2 separate regions of the Homo sapiens genome follow, and region 1 is linked to region 2. Evidence: read pairs that join two places in POLR2A ChIA-PET (ENCODE). Cell type or tissue: CD4-positive, alpha-beta T cell. All regions are shown on one strand.

The links. Peaks named below come from ENCODE experiments on the same cell type or tissue, not always from the same donor. Only the 100,000 strongest peaks of a DNase experiment are listed, where the experiment ranks them.
Region 1: POLR2A ChIA-PET joins it to region 2 with 5 read pairs; 6 of 35 experiments call an interaction of 5 or more read pairs at or near these places.

Annotation. Positions count from the first base shown.
Region 1 is chr12:64,439,933-64,447,932 of GRCh38, forward strand. XPOT (exportin for tRNA) reads left to right here. Exons shown (of 25, transcript NM_007235.6): 24 at 5,143-5,199. It also overlaps the pseudogene LOC100420899. Among named protein-coding and RNA genes, the nearest start is that of TBK1, 8.2 kb to the right of the region's middle. In CD4-positive, alpha-beta T cell, no CTCF peak of the experiment used is centred here; no DNase peak of the experiment used is centred here; H3K27ac peaks cover 243 bases.
Region 2 is chr12:64,664,663-64,672,662 of GRCh38, forward strand. All of the region lies in intron 1 of RASSF3 (Ras association domain family member 3), which reads left to right. Among named protein-coding and RNA genes, the nearest start is that of MIR548Z, 46 kb to the left of the region's middle. RefSeq lists enhancers at 4,649-4,808, 5,029-5,088 and a silencer at 7,821-8,000. In CD4-positive, alpha-beta T cell, no CTCF peak of the experiment used is centred here; DNase peaks (open chromatin) are centred at 969, 4,103, 4,789, 5,519 and 1 weaker place; H3K4me3 peaks cover 3,087 bases; H3K27ac peaks cover 7,998 bases.

The sequences.
Region 1 (8,000 bases), 220 kb before region 2:
TTCTTCATCAATAGTGTTTTTATTTTATTGTAAGAACACTTACATGAGATATATACCATCTTAACAATTTTTACGTGCACAACACAGTATTATTAATTATAGGGACAGTGATGTGCCTATAAAATATAGGTGGATCTCCAGAACATATTCATCTTGCATAACTAAGACTTTATACCCACTGATTAGCAATTCCCATTTCCCACAGCCCCCATCTCCTAGAAACTACCATTCTACTCTCTGATTCTGTGAATTTGACTACTTTAGATACCTAATATAAGTGGAATCATGCAGTTATCTCTCTTTTTGTGACTGGCTGTTTCACACAATGTCCTTTAGGTTCATCCATGTTGTTACATATGGCAGGATTTCGCAATTTTTTAAGGCTGAATAACATGCCACTGTATGTATATATCACATTTTCTTTATGCATTAATCCACTGATAGATTCATTGGGGCTATTTTCACATTGTAAGTGCTACAGTTAACATGGGAATGCTAATATGTCTTTGAGATGCTGATTCCAATTCTTTTAGATAAATACCCAGAAGTGGGATTGCTGGATTATATGGTAGTCCTATTTTTAATTTTTTGAAGAAACATCTTACTATTTTCTATAGTGGCTATACACCATTTTGCATTTCCATCAGTTGTGTAGCAGGGTTCCAGTTTTTCCACAATGTCACCAACACTTGCTGTCTTTCATTTTTTTGTAATAGCCATTCTAACAGGTGTGAGGTGATATCTCATTGTGGTTTTGATTTGCATTTCCCTTATGATTAGTGATGTTTGTTTTTTCATACACCTGTTAACCATTTGTATTTGGAGAAGTCTATTCAAGTCTTTACCCCATTTTCTAATCAAGTTATTAAGTTTTTTGCTATTGAATTAGAGGAGTTTTTTTATATGTTAGAAATTAACCCCTTATCAGATAAATGGTTTGCAAATATTTTCTCCCATTCTTTAGCTATTCCAGAGGTTGCCTTTCTGCTCTGTTGATTGCTTACTTTATGGTGCAGAAGCTTCTTAATTCAATGTAGCCCCACTAATGTAGCTTTTCGTGATATCAATGAAATCATTTCAAAGACCAGCATCTTGAAGCTTTTCTCCTATGTTTTCTTCTAGTTTTGCAGTTTGGAGACTTACATATAAAGTCTTTAATACATTGAGTTGATTTTTGTGTAAGATAAGGGTCTCGTTTTCTTTTGCACGTAGATATCCAGTTTTACCAGCACCATTATTGGAGAGATTATTGTTCCCCATTGTGTATTCTTAGTACCCTTGTTGAAGATCAGTTGACTGTATACAGGAGTTGATTTTCAAATTCTATTTTGTTCCATTGGTTTATATGTCTGTCTTAAAAGAGAGAGGGTCTCACTCTGTTGTCCAGACTCAAGTGCAGTGGCACCATCATAGTTCACAGCAACTACAAACGCCTGGACTCAAAGAATCCTTCTGCCTCTGCCTCCCAAGTAGCTAGGATATATGTCTGTCTTTTGCTAGTACCATACTGTTTTCACACTGTAATATTAAAATATATTTTGAAATCTGGAAGTGTGGTACATCCAGCTTTGCTCTTTCTCTGGATTGTTTTGGCTATTCAGGGCCTTTTGTGATTCCATGTAAATTCTAGTTTTGTTTTTTCTATTTCTATAAAATATGCTCTTGGAACTCTTATACGGATTGCCTTGAATCTGTACGTCACTTTGTTTTTTATTTTTGGAATGATTAAGAAGCTTTTTAAAATTTTTTAAATTTATTTTTATTTTTTTTGAGATGGAGTCTCGCTTTAGTGCCCAGGCTGGAGTGCAGAGGCACGATCTTGGCTCATTGCATGCAACCTCCGCCTCCCAGGTTCAAGTGATTCTGGTGGCTCAGCTTCCTGAGTAGCTGGGATTACAGGCAGGCACCACCATGCCTAGCTAATTTTTGTTTTTGCTTTTTTTTTTAGTAGAGACCAGGCTGGTCTCAAACTCCTAACCTCAGTGATCTTCCCACCTTGGCCTCCTAAAGTCCCAGGATTACGGGCGTGAGCCACCTTGCCTGGCCATTAAGAAGCATTTTGTTGACCTGATGGAACAGGGATATTCATTTAGCAGCTCAGTTTTATATACTCTTTCCCCTGTGTCATTTTACATAATGTGTAAAGTGGGGGGGGGACCCTTTTATTGCAAAGACATTTCCAGAGTCGTCATCTTTTTCTTTCTTTTTGAGACAGTCTTGCTCTGTCACCCAGGCTGGAGTGCAATGGCACAATCTCTGCTCACTGTAACCTCCACCTCCCGGGTTCAAGCAATTCTCCGGGTTCAAGCAGTTCTCCGGCCTCAGCCTCCCAAGTAGTTAGGATTACAGGTGCCCACCACCATGCCTAATTTTTGTATTTTTAGTAGAGACGGGGTCACCACATTGGCCAGGCTGGTCTTGAACTCCTGACCTCAAGTTATCCACTGGCCTCGGCCTCCCAAAGTGCTGGGATTACAGGCGTGAGCCACCACACCTGTCCAGAACCAGGGGCTTTTCTGTGACCAAGGTAACCCCATATCAATTACCCTAGCCCATAGTGTCCTTGGACCTTACTGCTAGGCACTGGCTTTCAGTGTTGCTTTGTACTTCCCTGTCGTCTCCTAATGCCATTAGGCCTGGATAGGGCACCTGCCCTTTAACTTCACAGGTAGATTCCCATCAGAACTACTTTGAAGGCCAAAATGAGCTGGGTGAGAGAGCTGCTTTTTCTCCTGCTCTCCTTTCTTGTGTCCTCATTCTTCCCCACGATTTTTTTGATGTGTTCCATAATCTCCTTATTCATCTTGATTTCTATATCCACCAGGACCTGCTCTTCATAATATAAATAGAATTGTAGGAAGGGTAATGGTATTGTGTTCTTAAACATCATGATCTGCATCCAAGGGTTTTTTGTTTGTTTGAGATGGAGTCTTGCTCTAGTCTTGCTCTGTCACCCAGGCTAGAGTGCAGTGGCGCGATCTCGGCTCATTGCAACCTCTGCCTCCCGGGTTCAAGCGATTCTCCTGCCTCAGCCTCCCGAGTAGCTGGGATTACAGGCACCCGCCACTGCACCTAGCTAATTTTTGTATTTTTAGTAGAGACAGGGTTTCACCATCTTGGCCAGGCTAGTCTTGAACTCCTGACCTCGTGATCCACCCACCTCGGCTTCCCAAAGTGCTGGGATTACAGGCGTGAGCCACCGTGCCCGATCCAAGGGTTTTTTTTGTTTTTGGATTTGAGGTATGTTGAAAAATACAAATTTCCTGCCACTGTCACCCAGCTCCCCATGTGTGTTATAATTCACTCTTATGACCTTCACCAAGTCCCTGAACACTACTACATCACCCTGGTCTGGGTATTGCAGAAGGGTAAGGGCCCCTTCATAGGTGGTGGCAGTCAAACACCAAAGAGAGGTAAGAGAACAGCAGACATCACTTCTCGGCAGATTGCTTTGGGTAGCAAAGACATTTTAACAATATTAAGTCTTCAGTCCATGAACACAGCTTTCAATGGTGTTTTTTTGTTTTTTATTTTTATTTTGAGACAGGGTCATCCACTGTCGCCCAGGCTAGTGTGCAGTGGTGCGATCTTGGCTCACCGCAACCTCTGCCTCCCGGGTTTAAGCAATTCTTCCACCTCAACCTCCCAAGTAGCTGGGACTACAGGCGCATGCCACCACACCTGGCTAGTTTTTGTATTTTTGGCAGAGATGGGGTTCCACCATGTTGGCTAGGCTGGTCTTGAACTCCAGACCTCAAGTGATCCGGCCACTTTGACCTCCCAAAGTGCTGGGATTACAGGCATGAGCCACTGTGCCCAGCCTCAATGGTGTTTTTTTGAAGTTTTTATAATGCTGTTTTTTTCAAAAATAAAGATTTCACATGAGTTTAAAAAATGAATTTAACTCATTTTTAATGAATTTGTGATCTCTTATTTCACAGTATACCACCTTTAGAGATATTAATGACTTTCTTGGTTATCATTTGATATGTAAATAAACTCATATTTTAATGAAAATAATAAATTACTATTCTTGTGATCTTAGTGCTCATCAAAAGTAGAACTTAGACCATTCAGTTTACAGCTAATCTTCCAGATTGCTAAATGAAATAAAATTATTTTTCTATTTAGTAATTCATTATGAAAGATAAGGAACCTCAGTTTTCCCTTTTTCATATGCCTTATGTCTGACAACACATTTTGCACAATATTCTCTATTAGAATTTTCTTTTCTTTTGGTCTAGCTCTGTTTGGTTATCCCTCTTACTAGATGTGAGCAGCCGTAGCAATGTAGTTTTTGTCCCATTCACTCCTCTCAGGCATGAATCCACCTTGTCTAGGAGAGCTATGTTCTCAAAAGTGAAAGCAGCCTGTTTGACAAGTACTGACATTTGAAAATGCTATAAACCTCTTGTGGTGAGATACTGTTTGAATTAATCTTGATAAGTTAAATACCATGAATTTGAAGCAACCTTAAATTCCTTTGACAGATAAATGGATAAACAAAATATGGTATATACATACAATAGAATATTAAGCCTGATTTATAAAATAATCCTGTCATATGCTATAATGTGGATGAACCTAGAGGACATTATGCTAAATGAAATAAGGCAGTTATTAAAAGACAATGCTCTATGATTCCATTTGTTTGAGATATCTAAAGTAGACTCACCAAAGCAGAAAGTGGTGGTTGCCAGGGGCTGGAGTAGGGGAAAATGGGGAGTTCTTCAGTTAAGAGGCAAAAAGCAAGCTTGTTTTGCAAGATGCAAAAGTTCTAGAAACCTGTTGTACAACAGTGTGCATGTAGTTAATGCTTACTGTACTGTACATGTAAAAGTGGTTAAGGTGATAAGTTTTAAGTGTTTTTAACTACAGCTTTTTTAAAAAAAGAGCTGGGCACAGTGACTTATGCCTGTAATTCCAGCTTCTTGGGAGGCTGAGGTGGGAGTGTCCCTTGAGCCTAGGAGTTGGAGGCTACAGTGAGCTATGATCACACCACTGTACTCCAGCCTAGATGACAGAGCAAGACCATCTCTTAAAAAAAAAAAAAAAATTAAAAAAAAAAAACTGGATACGAATTACAATGGATTTAATACAAATACATTTGTTCTTTTTCTCCCTCTTTTCCCCACCCCCCAGGAGTTTTGTCAAGCGCTTCAGCAGCCTGATGCTAAAGTTTTTAAAAATTACTTAAAGGTAGGTATTTGTGAAGCTCACGTATCTTCATACAATTAGGTAATGTTTGAGAGCCAAGAGAGAATACATACCTGCAATTATAGATGTTTATGTGAAGTCCCTTTTAACTAAGCTCTTGAAAAAGAGTATAAGTTAGGTAAGCACACTGAATGTGTACACCTTTGAGTATATTGGTGAGAAAATGCCAGTTTTCTTTTACAGTTTCATGATGTAATTAAATAGAAACTAGAGGGATTAGGAGAATAAGAAATGTTCAAGAACAGTTGTCCAAATTAAGTTGAAAAGAAGGGGCTAAAAATATAAAAACAGAAGGATGAGATATTTGCTTATATCCTATTTTGAAACATTTGAACTGTAAAACAGACAAAAAGGAGAATCCTCAGATTTGGGCCATCAAGCCTCCTTTTACATTTACGAAATTACTGATTTTTTTTTTTAACTCTGTAAATCAACAAAAAGTGTCACGTGTTTATTTGGTATTCATAGTTATAATTGAGTTCATGAGATGAAACTGTCTTGGTCTTACCTAGGTAGTCATTCATTTCATACATAATGACTGCTTTTTATGTACCAAGTACTACAGTAATGGCTGCAAATACAACTATGAGTAATTTTCCCTCCCCATAAGGAGCTCATGATCTAGAAATAAAGTTACAGTGTGACAAGGTGAATTATTTTTTATTATCTTCACTCAAATAATTTGAAGACAAAGCACTGTATTAAATTCAGTAGCAGGTAACTTAGTGTATCACCTGGTTCTTTTAGCAAAGACATTCAGTAGAATTTGTAAGTCAGAGGGCTTTGCGCAGTAAATAATTTAAGTGTGCCATCCTTTGACTGTGGTTCTAACATCTTCCCTTGTCAGTTTTTTCTTAGTTGTAGTTTGTCAGCTTAAACATCTCAGAGTTTTTGTGGAAGAATATTGAGGGCTTGTTTTTGTTTATCATTGGGAACCCTCCCCTTCGCCATCCTCCCATAAAAAAGCAAAGTGCCTACAGGAGTAACCCCTGTTAAATAACTGATCAGTCAAACTGAATTTAAGGACTCAGTCCTCACTATCTGTTAGAGGTGTCTGTAACAGTAGATCTAGGTACCCTATAGAAGGCTTGTTCTCCAGATGTGGTTATTTATCTGCATAGCATTTATAAAAAGTCTTCCTTCTGGGCCCAACTTCTCTTCAGTGATGACATTATCTTAGTGATCATAATTCTCAGTGTTAGCATTATTATTCTAGTTGGAAAAAATGAATTTCATTCGTGTTCACTCCTCCCTTCACATCTGATTGATCCTCAGATCTTGCAGATTCTTTCCTCATCTTCTCTCTCTTCTGTCTCTGCTGCTCTGGTGTAGGCTGATGTTATCTTACTCTGATCTCTCTTCTCTTGTTCTAGCCAGGCTGATGTGTTTGAAAACTTCAAGCAGTCCTTTGATATTTATTCACCTTCCTCATAACCTTCCTGAACAAATTCATGTTTCTCAGTTTGGCACTTAATTTTTTTTTTTTTTCATATTCTGCCCTGAGACTACCTTTCTGTTTTTTCTTGCAGAAATGGTCTTTACTGTTCTTGTAGTTCTTCAAAAATCCTGCCTTACTAGCAGCCCAACTTCTGTATGAACTGTACCCATTTCTCTAGGTTTGCCTTAAGCACAGCCTCCTTGTAAGGTTTTCTTTTGCCTATATAGTGATCATTCTTTCCCCTGCACATAGTAGATTATCTATTAAATGAATCTCCTAGGTACTAGGGCACTATCAATACTGTTCTTGTCTGTATTAGTCCATTTTCACGCTGCTGATAAAGACATACCCGAGACTGGGCAATTTACAAAATAGCTTTATTGGATTTACAGTTCCACATGGCAGGGGAGGCTTCACAATCATGTCGGAAGGCAAGGAGGAGCAGGTCACATCTTACGTGGATGGCAGCAGGCAAAGAGAGAGCTTGTGCAGGGAGACTCCCATTTTTAAAACCATCAGATCTTGTGAGACCCATTTACTATCAGGAAAACAACATGGGAAAGACCTGCCCCCATGATTCAATCATCTCCCACCCGGTCCTTCCCACAACACATAGGAATTATGGGAGCTACAAGATGAGATCTGCGTGGGGACACAGGGTCAAACCATATCATTGTCCTTACTGAGAACACTGAATTATGTCTGGTGCTCACCTGACCTGCCATGGATGGCAGCATGTAGTACTAGGCCATGCCTAGCACAGCCTCTAGCCAACTCCTTTGTAGTCTCAAATTTTGACTTGGAAGTACTTTTGAATCATCAAATAAATAGTAAATTCCTTACAGAGTTAGAACTGCTATGTTTAGCTTTGACTTGTTTCCTCCTCAATATTTAATTTTTTTTTTTTTGAGACGGAGTTTCACTGTTGTTGCCCAGGCTGGAGTGCAGTGGCACGATCTCGGCTCACCACAACCTCTGCCTCCCAGGTTCAAGTGATTCTCCTGCCTCAGCCTCCCGAATAGCTGGGATTACAGGCATGCACCACCACACCCGGCTAATTTTTTCTATTTTGAGTAAAGACTGGGTTTCTCCATGTTGGTCAGGCTGATCTCAAACTCCTGGCTTCAGGCCTCGGCCTCCCAAAGTGCTGGGATTACAGGCGCCGTGCCCGTCCTCAATATTTAATTTACCAGTGTTAATTTGGAAATAGTACCAATCAGTAAAAAGGTGTCAAGAGCTTGTTTTCTTCTGACCACTTGATTTCTATAGCATAGAGATAACACCATATTTTCACTACTTCCCCAGTTGGGTGATGTCAGCATAAGTTATATCTACACTTACCAAA
Region 2 (8,000 bases):
CCCACCACCTGGCTTTTTTTGTTTAAAAAATTAAATTCAAATGTATAAGACCAAGCACCGGCACTTTCCAAAAAACAAAAATGAAGCCAAATCACAAAATTACTCAATAGTTATAGAAGACAGCTCTGATTTTGGGGGGTCATCTCTGGTTGCCTCAGTACAAGCATTGATCTTTGGCTGCTAGCCTTGCTTTTTAGTTTAAGGAATATGGATCCTATTATTGGTATTAAAAATTATACTTCTAAAACTATTGAAGGCTATTACTAATTATTTCAGTTCTCTATATAGTATTCGTACCTCAGTTTAATAGTGCTTACTAAGTCATTTAAATAATAGGTCTCTGTTGAAAAATATTAGAATTGTACCCTTCCACCTCTAAAAAGTCAGAGTTCAGGATGAAAAGGTATGAAGTCCTCTGTTGGTCATAGTATTTTGTGGGCTAAATCATTGTCTAAAATCAGAAAGACAGCGCAGTGGAAGGTTCTAGGAGTTGCATGGATCTGGGTTAGAATCTCAGTGCCTCTCGCAACCAATTGTTTAAAATGTGGGCAGATTAGTCCCTCCATTTCCATTTTCTCTTTTGTGAAATAATTATTATTTTGCAAGGCTCATGTGACAAAGTGGATTAGTATGTGTGTCTAGCATAATGTAGATGCTAAAATTAAATGATTGACTTGGCACCAGTCAGAGTTTATTCACTTTTAATATTGATTTTGAAAGTCTCCAGTCAGATTGCTTAATTGATACACATTAATTTTTACTGTTAGATTTTTAACTTATTATTAAACACCAAGTTTGATAATAAATACTATTAGTGAGGTAGGAGGTGGAACTTGACTCCAGACCAGATTGAAGACTGGCTGAAACAGGGAAGAGGTGAAAGCACCTCTCCATAAGACACGCCCACCAGTGCCATGTCAGTTTACCATTGCCATGGTAACACCTGGAAATTACCACCCCTTTCCATGGCAACAACCTGGAAGTTACCACCCTTTTTCTAGAGGTTTCTGATTAACCTGCCCTCTTAATTTGCATGTAATTAAAAATGGGCATAAATATGACTGCAGAACTGCCCTTGAGCTGCTGTTATGGAGCAGTCACAGAGCTTAACACTGCCACGTCAGTAAAGCAGTTTCCTTCTACCGCAGGGTCGCTCTTCAGCTCTTTCCTAAGTGCAGTTGAGAATCTTCCTGGGCTGAGCCCCAGTTTGGGAGCTTGCCTGCCCTTCATCAATAGCAGTAGTAATAGTAATGATGATGGTAGCCAGCCAGATATAGTGAAGTGTTCTATGTGTTCTCAGTTACTCTGAACAAGGGCCCTCAAAGGGCAGGTATTTTTATGTTCTTTTTGCTGACAAGAAACTGAGGCTTAGTGAGACTGAGATTTAGAAAGTAATGAAAGGAAAAAGTTATGTTAAATGATCACTTTTTTATGGAGCCATGCTTTTTTGTGCTTAATTTATTGCCTATTGCTCATATGTGTTTTACATTGTTCAGTGTTTTCTCAAGATAAGCAATGAGAAGTAACAGCTGTAGTCAACTTTCTTCCCCAAGTACTAAGTAAATAAGGTGGTTAGGTGTAGAATGGAATTAGCTATGGAATGCTGATTGTTTATTTTCTATGTAGGATGAAAGAAATTAGGCATGAAGAAGGAAGATAATTTTCTACTTGCTATAGATTTGAAATAGTTTTCTTTCTTTTGCTTTTTTTTTGTTTGACCTACTGAGGAGTTCAGAGTGGTTAACTGAAACAGACTCTAAAAATACCCTTTGGTAGCGTGCTCACTGAAGTATTTTCTGTTTGTCTAAAATTAGCAGATTTGAGCAGATTTGAGCAGTGTACTCTGGTTTTCCAAAGCCTTCCATTAGGTGACTTCTTATTCTGGTGTACTTTGTTATCTTTCTGGATAACACGTTTGATGGGTGTTAAAAGGTAAAGCCAGGAATGGCTTTACTTTCTAACAGAATACTTTACAAAGCAGTTTCCAGCTTAGATACTTCCTCCTACAGGGAACCTTCCCAAGGTGTTTCCTTGGCAGTGCTCCCTTCCTTATCCCGCCACTGTCCCACATGTCCCACCTAGGCCTTGAAGGGCAGAACCTGTGCTCTGTTCACTGTTGTATTCCAGTGCCTGACACAACTATTTGCACAGTATTTAGGTGCTGAACAAATATTTATTGAATGCCAAAATTGGTTCATTTACTAAGCAGAAAGAAAGGAAAATATTTTTTGTTGGCAGTGTCTGCAAAGAGATTTGTCTTTTCCCATGAAAATTGAGAAGTGGGGACAGAAAAGCAAGAAAGTGGGAGCAAAAGTAATTGAGATCCACAGTGGCTCAGGAGTGTTGACCGGTGCAGGGTGTGGTAGAAGCCCGTTAATGGGTAGGGGAGCCAGATACGGAGGCTCAGCTGGGCTGGGGGCAGGTCTGCAAGAAATGGGGGGGTGTGGAGAAGGTTACCAGCCGTTACCAGAGTTTTCCTCTGCATTGGGAATTTCTAAGGTGTGTTTTTGTTTTTAAAACAATATCTGTACTTTCAAAAATATGGTTTCTTTGCTGCAAGGGGAACACATTTATTTTGTGAAAGTAAGTGTACCTAGTTAACAGTTTCCATTTATTAATTTCTGGAATAGTGTTTTGGTTACTTGGAATGTGTGTGTGTATTTTCTTTCTTTCTTTCTTTTTGAGACAGAGTCTCGCTCTGTCACCCAGGCTGGAGTGCAGTGGCGCCATCTCGGCTTACTGTAGCCTCTGCCTCCCAGGTTCAAGCGATTCTCCCGCCTCAGCCTCCCAAAGTACTGGGATTACAGGTGTGAGCCACTGCGCCCGGCCTATTTTCTTTCTATTACAAGTCCCTTGCGGGAAAGATGGTCGTAGCTCCTATTCTAAATGAACAGAAGTTCTGTCTTAGAAATTTTCCCATTTTACAAGTGTTCAAAGAGGACCAAATTTCATCCTCTTTCCCTGCCTGTGTCCTGGAATCAGCTGAGAAGAAAGACAGGAGTAAGGTGGTCTTCAATTCAGCCAGTCTTCAATTGTTGGAGACCAAAATTTACCTTTATGCTGATCAGGGTTAGAGCTGCTATGCAGAACATGGCTTATCTCTGCGGGCAAGTGGCCTTCCTGAGGCTCATCTCCAGAGCTGTGCAGCAGAATGTTGCCCTCAAAAGAGGACAGAGGGCAGGACTGGCTATGCATGCATGCTCACTCCCTTCTTCCAGATTCACTGAGCCTGTTTTCCTTCTGAATTAAGAGGTAAGAAAGTAACACCTGGAAAGATGTACTTTCCCAAGGTCACGCAGATAGCTGGCAACAGGTTTTTCTCCTGGGCTCTAGAGGCCTTTGGTCTGAGTAGAAAGGGCATGGTTATGGGGTTGGCCAGGCCTTGTGTTCACCACATTCTGCTTCTGTGCTCTTAGCTTTCATTTCTGCATCTATACCATGGGGTTAAAATTTCTACCCTCGGGATTCCTGGGAGGGTTACCTAAGGTGTAACTGTTGAATGACCTGAACCAGTGCTTTGCACTCAGAATCAGCAATGTAAATATCACTCAGCCAGCCTGGGGCACTTTCCTCTATCAAACCTTACCAATCCTTTTCTTCTTCTTCTTCTTTTTTTTTTTTTCTCTTCAATTGAAACAGGGTCTCACTGTCTTGCCCAGGCTGAGGTGGAATGTGGCACAATCTCCGTTCACTGTAGCTTCCACTTCACAGGCTCAATCAATTCTCCAGCCTTAGCCTCCAAGTAGCTATAGGCACGTGCCATCACACCTGGCTAGTTTTTGTATTTTTTGTAGAGATGGGTTTTCACCATGTTGCCTAGGCTGGTCTCAAACTCCTGAGCTCAAAGCGATCTGCCTGACTTAGGCTTCGAAAATGCTGGGATTACAGGTGTGAGCCACCATGTCCAGCCTCGTTGTTCTTTCTTTTAATCACCCTGGCTTGGCACCTCAGAAAACATGGTGATTGGAGTTTAGCTTTCAGCAGGGTGGGACTTGGATGTTGACTGTTTTAATTTTGATTTTTTTTTTTTTTTTTTTGAAACGGAGTCTCACTCTGTCGCCCAGGCTGGAGTGCAGTGGCGCGATCTCGGCTCACTGCAAGCTCTGCCTTCCGGGTTCACGCCATTCTCCTGCCTCAGCGTTGTGAGTAGCTGGGACTACAGGCGCCTGCCACCGCACCCAGCTAATTTTTTGTATTTTTAGTAGAGATGGGGTTTCACCGTGGTCTCGATCTCCTGACCTCGTGATCTGCCCGCCTCGGCCTCCCAAAGTGCTGGGATTACAGGTGTGAGCTACCGCACCCAGCCCAATTTTGATTTTTTAGGAGGAAAAAAAATTGTTCCTAAGGAAGTCAAGTCCTAAATTGAAAGACTTTCATATATTACACAAACCCTAGAAAAACTTGGGTTACACCTGGGATTGATTTTGAAGTAGGGCGTTGAACTATGTGTCCTGTTTAACCTCGAGGAGCAAATGGCTTTCCATTCTAAACATTCTCATTTCTTCTCTGGGACATTCTTTAGGTGCTTGTTTGAGTTTCTGTTTTGTTAGGCACATTAGAGGACTCTATATGAACAAGTTCCTAGGGGAGGAAATTGGTGACTTAGATGAAAGGGTGAAAAAGGTGAAACCTTCACATTATTGTGTAAGGGATTGTCCCAGAATGTGTGAAATTTGATGTAGTCCTTCTTGGCTTCGTTTTTTCCTCAGATGTTCTGGATGAAACAGTTCCCCCTGTCACACGTGGAGATAAGGATGTGGCTCTAGGCAGGGCATATCCTGTGTTTAAGACTGTGTTGACTCTTCTTTTACAGTGTCTGCCACTTGTTTCCTGCCTAGGTCTTTAGTTTTGAGTGAAGTACAGCTGTGAAGTCCTAGACTTGTAATGCTAAGGCGTTCATTATGTTAAATTCAGTTTCTCTTTTTCTTTTCTCTGCTTCACATCAGCCTTGTACTTTAGCACGTTTCCAGTCCAGCCTTGGTAGCTGGGCTGCTGTTCTCCTTGACCCGTCCCTTTGCAAGCAGCAGACCACGGCCAGGGTTGGGAGTCCGGCTGGGCCACTGACCGCAGTGCTGAGGAAAGGTGGAGCGGGAGGCCCTTTCCTCCCAGCCTCGGGCTTCCTGTGCAAGCCACTGAGGAGGAAAAGGAGCTGGAGGGTGTGTGAACCCTCAGGTTATACAAGCAGCACTTCTATGCAACAAAGAAAATGTAAATTGCTGTAAATTACCAAAAAAAAAAAAAAAAAAAAAATTGCTGGCAATCTGCTTTCCAGGGCAGATGGAGGGTAGCTTTTATTTATACATTGGTCAGCTGATTGAGTAATGTTTAAAAACCACCTTTACTTCTGGCACTTCTTGGCAGTATCAGTTTTTTTTTTTTAATGGATAGAGAAGCTTTTTTATTTTACAGATAATAACTGCATATCTTTACCTGAGGGAGCTCAGGTTCGCTCTATCTAGCAGCTTCCACGTGTCATCTCTGTATGTGCAGTTGGTGCCTGCATTAAGGAGGACGGACAGCCTTGTGGCGTTGGTGCCTCTGTTTTGTGTCTAAAGCTATTTATTTGGGGGTGGCTGCCCCAGGAGCAGCACATCAAAGTGGTGTTCAGTTATGCTGGCCAAGTGCTGAATTGCATTGTGTTTATTTTTATTTCCAAGGTTATTTTATTTTTTACACATGAAAGCCTTTTTCCCTCCTAGATTTTACTGTTTTTTTTTTTTTCCTGATTAACAAAGATGTACAGACTGAGGAGAAGTTTTTGAAAATTTTGTAAAAATGTTGAAATTTTTATGCAGAAAGAGAAACAAAGTGGGGGCCCATCCCAAATCTCACCAATCAGGCAGAAACTATTTGTCATACTGGATACGGTTTCTCTCTCTCTCTTTTTTTTTTTTTTTTTGTGGGGGGGATCTTTTCATTAAAAAACTCTTCTGTAGGTATCTTAACAGCACTTGCATGGTCCTTAGGAGATGAAGGTGTTTCGCCATTTCTGGAGTGCTGCACATGTAGTTTTCTTCTTTTTAAATTGTCAGTGGCCCTGGCCAGATTACTAATTCCCTACTAAGTTGCCAGTTGTGCTAGTACCCCACCCTCCAAAATCCATATTGACCTTCTGTATCAAAATGGCTAAGTCGTCAGAAACCAGCAGTGGGCAAACGTTAGGGTCTCAGCTTTCCTCCTTTCTTTCACTTGCTTGGCTTCATTGGCTTTGAATCGGATAGACCCGGGTAGGAACCTCACCTAGCCCCTCCACTAACTTTGTGTCCTCCGGCAAAATAAATCTCCCTAAGCCTCTATTTCCTATATGCAAAATAGGGATGATAGTATTACCCAATTCCAGGGTTATTGTAAGAATTCAGAGGCAAGTTGTGAAGGGTGTGGCATGGTGTCTGGAATGGGTGATGATACAGTTCCCTAAGGGGAGCTGCTGCCACCTCTGTGCTGGGGACTCTCCCTTTGCCCCATCCCAAGAATTTGGGTTGGCTAATCCTGCCCTGTCTGGTTTTGGATGAGGGACCAGGAAAGAAAGGGAGGCAGGATAGGGGAGGTGTTTTTGAGAAAAACCTTCTTTTTCCCTCTGCAAGTATTTGTTTCAGGCAGTACGTGAACCCTCGAAGACTGATCGGGGCTGGTCCTGGGTCACCCCAGCAGGGTTCAGTGAAGTGGGCCAGGGGCACTGGACCCTCGGCTTTCTCCCTGCAGGGGGATCTGCCTCCCTGGCCTCGCCTCTTGTGATCTTCTATGCATGTTCACTCCTTACTCACTCTGAGCCTTCTGACTCTGACCAGCCTGTGTTCCTGGCATTCTTTTGATGATGTAAGTGTTTCACACCCTATCTGCAACCAAGCAGGAGGACGGAGAGGACTTCTGCAGCAAAGAGTACCTCTAGAAATTGCTTTTGTGAGGTTCTTTGAGGTGCTAATCACCTAACTTTTATTTGAATTGCTCTGACTTATCATTTAATAACTCCGGAGGACTTTTTACTTCCTTGGCAGGAGGAGGAAGGTGATTCCTCAGATAAAACCAAAACCTAGAGCTGCACTTCTGAAGGAAATTGCTGCTCAGGTAGGGCTGGATGTGTAGGTGTTCTCCATGGGCCCATGCCGTGCCTGTACCAGCGTCCTGAATTGACGGCAGCAGAGGGGTATCTTTCTTCATTCTTCATTATTTATTGCCTGAGGCAGAATGAATACTTGTACACTTGGGATTTCAGCCATGCCTTTTAAGGGCTGTGAACAGACTTATCAAAGAGCCATCTTGAGTGGCCTGTAGGGCGGAAGGGAGAATACAGGACAAGAAAGTGGATGGAATTAATGGGAACAAGAGTGACATAAAATAGTTTAACCCCCTGTGGCCCTCTTCAGACTTTTACATTTGTCTATTTTTATTTATTTAAAATTTTTTAACTTTTGTGGGTACGTAGGTGTATATATTTATGGGGTACATAAGATTTTTTGATACAGGCATATAATAATCATATCAGAGTAATATCACCCCAAGCATTTATCATTTGTATTACAAACAATCCATATATATTCTTTTAGTTATTTTATTTTGTTATCTTATTTATTTATTTATTTTGAGACGGAGTCTTGCTCTGTCACCCGGGCTGGAGTGCAGTGGCACAATCTCAGCTCACTGGAACCCCCGCCTCCTGAGTTCAAGCGATTCTCCTGCCTCAGCCTCCTGTGTAGCTGGGATTACAGGCCGGTGCCACCATGCCCAGCTAATTATTGTATTTTTAGTAGAAATGGGGTTTCACCATGTTGGCCAGGCTGATCTTGAACTCCTAACCTCAGATGTTCCACCCACCTCGGCCTCCCAAAGTGCTGGGATTACAGGTGTGAGCTATCGCACCCAGCCTATTATTTATTTTTGAGAGATAGGATCTTGCTCTGTTGCCCAGGCTGAGTCATGCTCACTGTATACTCTACCTTCTGGGCTCAGGCAATCCTCCCACCTCAGCTTCCCAAGTAGCTGGAACCACAGGTGCACAGCCG